2 separate regions of the Homo sapiens genome follow, and region 1 is linked to region 2. A link is an interaction called in ENCODE POLR2A ChIA-PET data of the cell type or tissue named here. Cell type or tissue: Panc1. All regions are shown on one strand.

The links. ChIA-PET counts read pairs that join two places held together with the same protein. Peaks named below come from ENCODE experiments on the same cell type or tissue, not always from the same donor. Only the 100,000 strongest peaks of a DNase experiment are listed, where the experiment ranks them.
Region 1: POLR2A ChIA-PET joins it to region 2 with 5 read pairs; 10 of 35 experiments call an interaction of 5 or more read pairs at or near these places.

What each region holds. Positions count from the first base shown.
Region 1 is chr9:112,342,103-112,347,102 of GRCh38, reverse strand. It overlaps a transcript of PTBP3 not described here. Among named protein-coding and RNA genes, the nearest start is that of PTBP3, 11 kb to the right of the region's middle. In Panc1, no CTCF peak of the experiment used is centred here; no DNase peak of the experiment used is centred here.
Region 2 is chr9:111,912,804-111,917,803 of GRCh38, reverse strand. UGCG (UDP-glucose ceramide glucosyltransferase) reads right to left here. Exons shown (of 9, transcript NM_003358.3): 2 at 3,058-3,199. Among named protein-coding and RNA genes, the nearest start is that of MIR4668, 17 kb to the left of the region's middle. In Panc1, no CTCF peak of the experiment used is centred here; no DNase peak of the experiment used is centred here; H3K27ac peaks cover 2,558 bases.

The DNA.
Region 1 (5,000 bases), 430 kb before region 2:
TGATGCTATGAATATTTTTTCATACATCTTCTGGTGCACAAGGTTATATACATCTGGTGCTCTAGGTTATATACATCTAGGATTATAATTGCTAAAGTGGCCTGTAATCCCAGCACTTTGGAAGGGTGAGGTGAGCAGATCACCTGAGGTCAGGAGTTCAAGACCAGCCTGGCCAACATGGCGAAACTCCATCTCTACTAAAAATACAAAAATTAACTGGGTGTGGTGGCACGCACCTGTAGTCCCAGCTACTCAGGAGGCTGAGGCAGGAGAATCACTTGAACCTGGGAGGCAAAGTGAGTTGAGAAAGCGCCACTGCGCTCCAGCCTGGGTGACAGATCAAGAGACTCTGTCTCAGGAAAAAACAAACATACAAGCAAAGAATTGCTAAAGTGTGTATGTCTCTAACCTTAAATTGAAATTGTGTTTAAGAACACCTTTTATATCCTAAAGTCATATAGTCTCCTAAACCATCTAAAACCTTAAAAGTTTTCCCTTTAATTTGTAAGTCATCTGGAGCTGCTCATTGTATATGGGTATGAGGTTGGTACCTGTATTTGGAATGAAGAAGAAAATAACTTCCATTTTTTTCCCCTAAATGCCTCCTGTGTCCTACATCAAGTTTTTATATTTGCCGGCCAGGTGTGGTGGCTCATGCCTGTAATCCCAGCACCTTGGGAGGCTGAGGCAGGTGGATCACCTGAGGTCAGGAGTTCGAGACTCACCTGGCCAACATGGAGAAATGCCACCTCTACTAAAAATACAAAAATTAGCTGGGCATGGTGGCACGCACCTTTGTCCCAGCTACTCGGGAGGCTGAGGCAGGAGAATCGCTTGAACCCAGGAGACAAAGGTTGCAGCAAGCTGAGATCACGCCACTGCACTCCGGCCTGGGCCACAGAGCAAGACTTCGTTTCAGAAAAAAGGAAAAAAAAGAAAAAAGAAAAGAAAGTTTTTATATTTGCCAAGATCTCCTCACGCCTGTAATCCCAGCACTTTGGGAGGCCAAAAAGGGTGGATTACCTGAGGTCAGGAGTTCAAGACCAGCCTGGCTAACATGGCGAAACCCCGTCTCAAAAATTAGCTGGGCATGATGGCGGGCACCTATACTCCCAGCTACTTGGGAGGCTGAGGCAGGGAGAATTGCTTGAACCTGGGAGGTGGAGGTTACAGTGAGCCGAGATCATGCCACTGTACTCCAGCCTGGGCAACAGAGCGAGACTCTGTCTCAAAAAGAAAAAAAAAAAGAAAATTTGTCTATTCCTATGGCAATACTACATTTTTTCTTGATTATTTGACTTCATGATATACAAATTTTAATATTAGATAGAGCTAGTCCCCACATTATTATTCTTTAAGACTGTCTGAGCTATTCTAGAAGTCATTTATTTTTAATTTTTATATTTAAATTTACTTTTTTTTGGCCAGGTGTTGTGGCTTACGCCTGTAATCCCAACATTCTGGGAGGCCAATGTGGGTGGATCGCTTGAGGTCTGGAGTTCAAAACCAGCCTGGCCAAATGGTAAAACCCCAACTCTACTGAAAAAAAAAATACAAAAATTAGCTGGGCATGGTGGTGTGCTCCTGCGGTCCCAGCTACTGAGGAGGCTGAGGCACAAGAATCACCTGAACCCAGGAGGTGGAGGCTGCAGTGAGCTGAGATCACTCCACTGCACTCCAGCCTGGGTGACAGAGTAAGACTCTGATCTCAAAAAAAAAAAATTTTTTTTCCTTTTTTTTTTTTTTTTTTTTTTTTTTTTTAGAGATGAGGGTCTTACTCTGTCTCTCAGGCTGAAGTACAATGGCACACAATCACAACTCGCTGTCACCTGGAACTCTTTGGGCTCAAGTAATCCTTCTGCCTCAGCCTCCCAAGGAGTAGCTGGTGGGACTACATGTGTGTGCCACCATGCTTAGCTCATTTAAGTTTACCATTTTAACCATTTTAAAGTATATAGCTCTGTGGCAGTGGTATTATTTTCATTATTATTATTATTTTTGCTGTGCAATGGTGTCATCTCGGCTCACCGCAACCTCCGCCTTCCCAGTTTAAGCAATTCTCCTGCCTCAGCCTCCCGAGTAGCTGGGACTACAGGTATGTGACACCACACCCGGCTAATTTTGTATTTTTAGTAGAGATGGGGGTTTCTCCATGTTGGTCATGCTGGTCTCGAACTCCCGACCTCAGGTGATCCACCCGCCTCGGCCTCCCAAAGTGTGGAATTACAGGTGTGAGCCACCGTGCCTGGCTAGCCATTTTTAAATAATATTATCTAATTGTTTTTGTGGTATATAGAAATGCAACTAATTTTCATATGTTAATCTTATACCCAGACTTCTTATTAAACTCTCTCATTAATTTTTTTCTTTTGCATTAATTTTAAAACTTTTGATATACTTTTGAATTTTCTACATAGATAATCATATCAGCTGCAAATAATGGCAACTTATTTTTCCTTTCCAATATTCATATTGTTTTAGCAGGTTTTCTGTTGCTATAACTGAATACCTGAGACTGGATAATTTATAAAGAAAAGAGATTTATTTAGCTTGCAGTTCTGGAGGCTGGGAAGTCAAAGACTGGACAGCTGCATCTGGTGGGGGCCTTGTGCTCCTTTATAGCATGGCAGAAAAGGGAAGGAATTATGTGGCAAGAGAGGAAGCAAAAGAGAGCCAAAGAAGCCCAATTTGCTTTATAACAACCTGTTCTTGTGATAACTAATGGATTCTTGAGTATTAATTGGCTACAACAAGAATGGCATTAATTCCCCCTAATGACCTAATCACCCCCTAACGGTCCCCATCTCCCAACACTGCCACAATGATAATCAAATTTCAACATGAGTTTCAGAGAGGACAAATACTATTTAAACTGTAGCATATATATTTTATTTCTGTTTCTTGTCTTACTGCACAAGAACTAAGGTATAATACTTAATAGAAGCTTAAACAAAAGGCCCAAAACATAAATAAAAAAAGATTGATAAATTTTACCTTTTAAAATTAAAATGAAAAGTTTTTGTTTATCAGAAGACACCATAAAGAAAAGCAAAAGAGAAGCAACATACTGGATGAAGAACTGTCTGCAAATATTGTCAGAAAAAAAAATGTGTGTGTGTAGCTCCTGCAAACCAATAAGTAAAGAATGTATAGTCAAATATGAAAAAAAATGGGTAAAATATATGAACAGGTACTTTACTGAAGGAGATTTATCAATGAATGGCCAATAACATGTGAAATGAAATTCAATTGCATTAATGAAATGAAATGAAAAATGAGGGCATGTAAGATTTTTTCTTTTTTTTTTTTTTTGAGATAGAGTCTTGCTCTGTTGCCCAGGCTGGGGTGCAATGGCCTGGTCTCAGCTCACTGCAAACTCCGCCTCCTGGGTTCAAGCGATTTTCCCTGCCTCAGCCTCCCAAGTAGCTGGGATTACAGGCGCCACCACCACACCCAGCTAATTTTTTGTATTTTTAGTAGAGACGGGGTTTCACCATGTTGGCCAGGCTGTTCTCAAACTCCTGGCCTCAGGTGATCTGCCCACCTCGGCCTCCCAAAATGCTGGGATTACAGGTGAGAGCCACCACGCCCAGCTGCATGTAAGATATTTTAAACTGACTGCTTGACAAAATTTTTAAAGTTGGATAATACCAGTTGAGGATATGAGCTAACGCTTGTAGTGGTAGTGAAAACTGGTAAAAAGCACTTTGAACTAAAAATACAAAAATTAGCCGGGTGTGGTGGCAGGCACCTGTAATCCCAGCTACTGGGGAGGCTGAGGCAGGAGAATCACTTGAACCCGGGAGGCAGAGGCTGCAGTGAGCTGAGATCACACCATTGCACTCCAGCCTGGGTGACGAGAGCGAAACTCAGTCTCAAAAAAAAAAAAATTGTTCAGAGTGTATCTGAATAACCACTGTCCAGATTCCCCTAATGTTAACATTTTGCGTGCAAGTAACTTTTTTACTTTCTGTCCTCAAAATGAGCCTCAAGATACTCTAGGCTCATCCTGCATTTTCCCCGATCCAGCCCTGGAACCAACAACTTCTCTGAGGAGTCTTGGTTCCTTTTTTATCAGCCAATGGTGTCTAGAAACTAAGATATGGGCAATGCTGGGCATGGTGGTGCACACCTGTAGTCCCAGCTACTCAGGAGACTGAAGTGGGAGAATTACTTGAGCATGGGAGTTTGAGTTCAGTCTGGGCAACATAGTGAGACTGCCCACCCCCGCCCCCACAAAAAAAGTTACTGTGATGTCATTGTTTGGTCCTTGATCCTCTCAATAGGTAGAACTTGTAAACAAAAGTATATATATCAGCCCATGCCTACACGTTTATTTTTAATCTCTCTTTCTTCTTCTTCTTCTTCTTCTTTGTTTTTCTTTCTTGAGACGGAGTCTCGCTCTGTCGCCCAGGCAGGAGTGCAATGGTGCAATCTCGGCTCACTGCAACCTCTGCCTCCTGGGTTCAAGTGATTCTTCTGCCTCTGCCTCCTGAGTAGCTGAGATTACAGGTGTGTGCCACCATGCTCGACTACTTTTTGTATATTTAGCAGAGATGGGTTTCACCATGTTGGCCAGGCTGGTCTCGAACTCCTGACCTCAAGTGATCCGCCCACTTCGGCCTCCCAAAGTGTTGGGATTACAGGCGTGAGCCACTGTGTCCAGTCTAACCTCTTATATTATATGTTATAGAGTATATTCAGGCTTCTGTGAAGACGACTGTATTAGTCAGTGTTCTCTAGAGAGACAGAACCAATGGGATACACACACACGCAGAGACATATGAGAGGAGACTTATGGAGGCCAAGTTCCATGATAGGCCATCGGCAAGCTGGAGAACCCAAGAAGCCAGTAATGCGGCTCTGTCTAAGTCCAAATCCAAAGGCCTGAGAAACTAGAAGGCTGCTGGTGCAAGTCCTGGAGTCCAAAGGCTGGAGAACTTGGAGTTCTTATGTCTAAGGGCAGGAAAAGAACAGTGTCCCAGCTCCAGAAGAGAGAA
Region 2 (5,000 bases):
TTCATTCTTTTATGTCTTCCCAAGGAATGAGTATCAGTATAAAAGTAGACTTGTAAGATGAATACAGCGCAGAGATCTTTCAGAGCAACTAGTCTAGTCTCACCAAAATTGAAACCTAGAAATTCAGAGCAAGTACCAGTAGCAGTAAATTTTCTTGCACATGTCCAAAATTAAGTAAAATTTTAAAACTTGAAGATATGTTTTATTATTTTCCCCCAAATGGCCTATGATAGTCCCAATCGAATATTAGAAGAGAAAGTTATGTCCAAAATGAAAACATTTCCATACTCTGGTAAAACGATGTTCACACCAGGCAAAATGCAAATATGAAAGGGCACTGCGCCTGGCAGTCACGTAAATGTTTATTTTGGGTCTCCTTGACTTCTTGGTGACACAAATGCCTTGTCTGTTCATGCTCAGATATGCGTGATTTCAGTGGTTTAACTTTAGTCTCCTGTGGAACATTTGCCATTGTATTTGGTTTTCACCAAGTAAATAAAATGCTGTGAAATCAAATATTTCCCTTAGATTGCAGGTACTTTGCACTTCTCCTCTGCTTTCCAAACTTTCTATTTATACAGCTAAATATAAGTTTATAATTAGAAAATAAAATTCTGTACTAACAAAGAATAAAATAATCTGCAGATGCTATTCTTCATCTTACAATGAATGTCAAAATAGCTTTCTCCTCAACCCACTTAAATGATATAACTAAATGGAAAAAGAGCTACTACTCTAAGTGAAAACAAGAGCTCTTGAGATCATTCTAAACTGTAATTTCCAAAACAATTTTTTATTTCAATTTTTTAATTTTTATTTTTTTGAAGGTGGGGGTCTCACTGTGTTGCCCAGGCTGGTCTTGAACACCTGGCCTCAAGCAATCCTCCCGCCTCAGCCTCCCAAAGTGCTAGGATTACAAGCACAAGCCACCACGCCTGGCCAAAATCTTCATTCACAAGAAATCAGTTATGGGGTCATTAGAAATGCTCGTAATCAATGGATACATATAACCCTGGGGTTACTTTTTAAAATTCTTTCAGTAGGGCATGGTGGCTCATGTCTGTAATCCCAGCACTTTGGGAGGCTGAGGTGGGGGGATTGCTTGAGCCCAAGAGTTCAAGACCAGCCCCGGCAACATGGCAACACCCTCTACAAAAAATACAAAAATCAGCCAGGTGTGGTAGCACATGCCCATAGTCCCAGCTACCAGGGAGGGTGAGGTGGGAGGACTGGTTGAGCCTGGGAGGCTGAGGCTGCAGTGAGCCACGACTGTGCCACTATGCTCCAGCCTAGGTGACAAAGCAAGATACTGTCTTAAAAACAAAAACGAACACAAAAAACCATTCTTTCTACAACTAAACCCCTCACTGACTTCCTCAAGCATTTAAACCCCATGACTATCATCTCACAAGCACTACAACGTAAAAATTCCATGACCAATTTTAAGAGTGGTTGAATGGGGAAAGTGAAAGAGGATGGTTAAAAAACTGAAATGTGAGATTAAGTTTCACAATGATAATGCATATGACTCTAAGCTATGCTCTAAGATTCATTCATAATCAATAGAAAATTTCTTTCATTCGTAAACATTAATTCTCCTTTGCATTTACTTTTATGGAGCTTGAAAATCTCCCATTTTTCTTACTGCAAAGCTTATTTTACAATTAATTTTATTTATATCTTTCTCAATTACAAAAGGCTAAGTTTTACCATTTTTTAGTTTGAAAAAACAAGTATATACAATTATATCTTATTTAAAAATTATATATTTGATTGAAGTTAACACATGTATTTAATTCAAATATCTAAAATTATTAAGCATATAAACACACACAAACTAGAACATATAATTTTTTTGCTTCAAAACAGCTTCCAATACTCCAAAATTGGCTTCTAAACTCCAAAACTCCAAAGCAATAATATAAAAACACTAAAAATACAACTGAATGATACTCATGTCTACCTACTTAATAAGTGCTGCATTAAGGCTATCACATCTGTGTCTTCTCTATTCTTTTCATTGGTGCTACCGAGAAAAATAAAGGCTAAAAGAAAAGAAATAAGAGCATGAAAACCAGTCACCATAAGAAGTGTAGTGCGCATATCATCTTCCTTCTGATTATTTGAGCTACCCTGTCCAAAAAAATTAAGAGGGACGACTCTCCCAGTAGCAAAAACAGCTATGGAAAAACTGAGGCAATAGGGTAAAAATTGAGGCAAGTGAATAGAGACCGCAAAGGGAAAACTAAACTGTACTGAAAGTCAAGTGGGTAGAAGCTTAAAGACACATTCTTCTCACAAGTGATCTGTTACCACCAAAATGCCCTTTCAAAAGCAGTCTCAAGCAATTTAATACAAAGCTGCTGTAAAGCTAAGTACAAAAATCAAAGAATATTAAGTTATCCTAAGAAACTACAGGTGGACTACTAAAGCAAAGTGATAAAAAGAATACTTTCATCTCAAGAAAACTGGAAGGTCTCCAATTAAGGGAGTACACTGAGTTTACAGATATACAGATTATATAGATAAATGGTATAAGCAATACAATTAGCTATTAAAATCAGAACAGTAAGGAAATTAAAAATGAGGTAAGATGAAACCCTACAGTACCACTAACTGTAATCTATTCTTGGCTCAAAGCCAGTTTCTCCGGAGAAGTCACGTTTAGTTCTGGCTGTACTGCAACCCATTTCAGACCACTAACACTGCTTTCTCCCTCTCCTTGTCTCCTCTTCCTATTGTTCATATCCAGCTCTTATGGAAGAAAATTTTTATTTTCAAACTACCAGGCACTTGACAATGTCTGAGTTTCAGAAGGTTTACTCAGGGATCTCTACTTCACACGGACATATAGGTGGTTAGAAAGGGAATTTACACCCCTTCCTCAACCTATTTCTGTTCTGTGATGACTACTACTAAAGGTTATATTTTATGAGGCCAATATCATCATGAATTTTTAATACCTTCACCTTATACAGTGTTAAAATCCCTAAATGTTTATCATGAGGGGAACAAAACAAAACAAAACAAAACAAAAAACCGTAACACTGAACTTACTTTGGGATAATCCAATTCAAAGAATGTTTCCAGGTTGTTGATTAAGTTAGGATCTACCCCTTTCAGTGGTTTCAGAAGAGAGACACCTGGGAGCTTGCTATAAGGCTGTTTGTCAGTTGCCTTCTTGTTGAGGTGTAATCGGCTAAAAAGCAAATGATATAAAAATTATTTCTATAGAATACATTAGTGTCAAATCAAAGCACTGACAAGCTATCAATAAATCCCTAAATTCTAAGTTAAGATTTTTAAAACTTGACATCTTTCTAAAAGAGGATCTAAACATGAAGGGAAGTAGAACCAGGTAAGCATGGCTTTGAATGCGGTCCAACACAAATTCATAAACTTTCTTAAAACATTATGAGATTTTTTGCGATTTTTTAAAGCTCATCAGCTATTGTTAGTGTATTTTATATGTGACCCAAGACAATTCTTCTTCTTCCAATACGACCAAGGGAAGCCAAAAGATTGAATACCCATGATGTACTACTCTCTGACTATTGCTATACTCACAGAACTATGCCAGGCATAGCGCAGGCATTTCAATAAAATACATGGTGAAGAAATGAATGGCAGTGTTAGCCCAAAGATTAACTCCTCTTCCTCTTAAATTGCCACTGAAGTGGCCACAGAACTATAAAAACAGGTAAAATAAAACACCGTCTGCAGCAGAAAATTATGAAAGGATAACCAGAACTTTCTGAGAAATTTCTTTGCAGTGGGATAATACACAGTTAAAAGAAGTGTCAAGCAGTCTGCATGGCAAGCAAGATAATGGGACAACTGGAACTCCCAATATTAATAAGGTCAGAATGGCAGGGGTAGAACAGAAGGAAACTGAAAGTAAGAAAAAAACTCAATGATGAGAAAAATGTCTATTAATGACACTGGAAGATATACCAGTGCCACCAGTTCATAGATAAGTGACCAAATGGCCAACGTTCTCACTGCTTGTCCATTGCAAGGATGCTGCAGCACAGCAGGGCTCCTAATGAAAGAAGCAATGCCACACAGGTGTGGTGGCTCACACCTGTGTAATCCCAGCACTTTGGGAGGCTGAGGCGGGTGGATCACTTGAGGTCAGGAGTTCGAGACCAGCCTGGCCAACACACTGAAACTCCATCTCTACTAAAAAAAAAAAAAAAAAAAATTAGCTGGGCGTGGTGGTGGGTGCCTATAATCCCAGCTACTCGGGAGGCTGAGGCAGAAGAATCACTTGAACCCGGGGGTGGAGGTTGCAGTGAGCCAAGATTGTGCCGCTGCACTCCAGCCTGGGTGACAGAGTGAGACTCCGTCTCAAAAAAAAGAAAGAAGCAATGCTAGAGAAGACAGAACGTGCCCCAGTTAACATCAGGCTGTTGCAACAAGATGCCATTCAATACAGTGGTGAAGTTTCTAAAGGAAGCCACTGAAGCCTTCCTCCTACTTCTAGTAAATATGTGACAAGTACTTCTCATAAACAAGTCTCCAAGCATTCGACAGTAATTAGGCACTAGAACATCATGGGTCCATCTGCAAGATATTCTAAGACACATGTTCTTCCACATTTTAACATCTCTGACATCAATGGTACCTTACAATTGCTGCCAGGCAGATGGCAGCTCTGACTTACTGTGAAAATCAACCAATGAGAACTTCTAGATGATCAAAAAATACTTGCATCAATGCATCTTGATTTGATAAAATCCACTATTAAACTGGGAAAGACTTCTGGAGGGACACCGGTACCACCACCCAGACCACTTAGCCATGGGCTTGGTCTCTAACTAAGGCAGGTGTGTGCTGTAGCAAACATCTAACGTTTTAGATAAGGCCATACAGTTTTACACACACGTGCACACACGCACACACACACACACACCAGGTTTACAATGGAAAAACTTTAAAACCAACAAGAAATTTAAAGAACAGGGTGGTATCAATTTCTGATACACCAAGTACCAGAA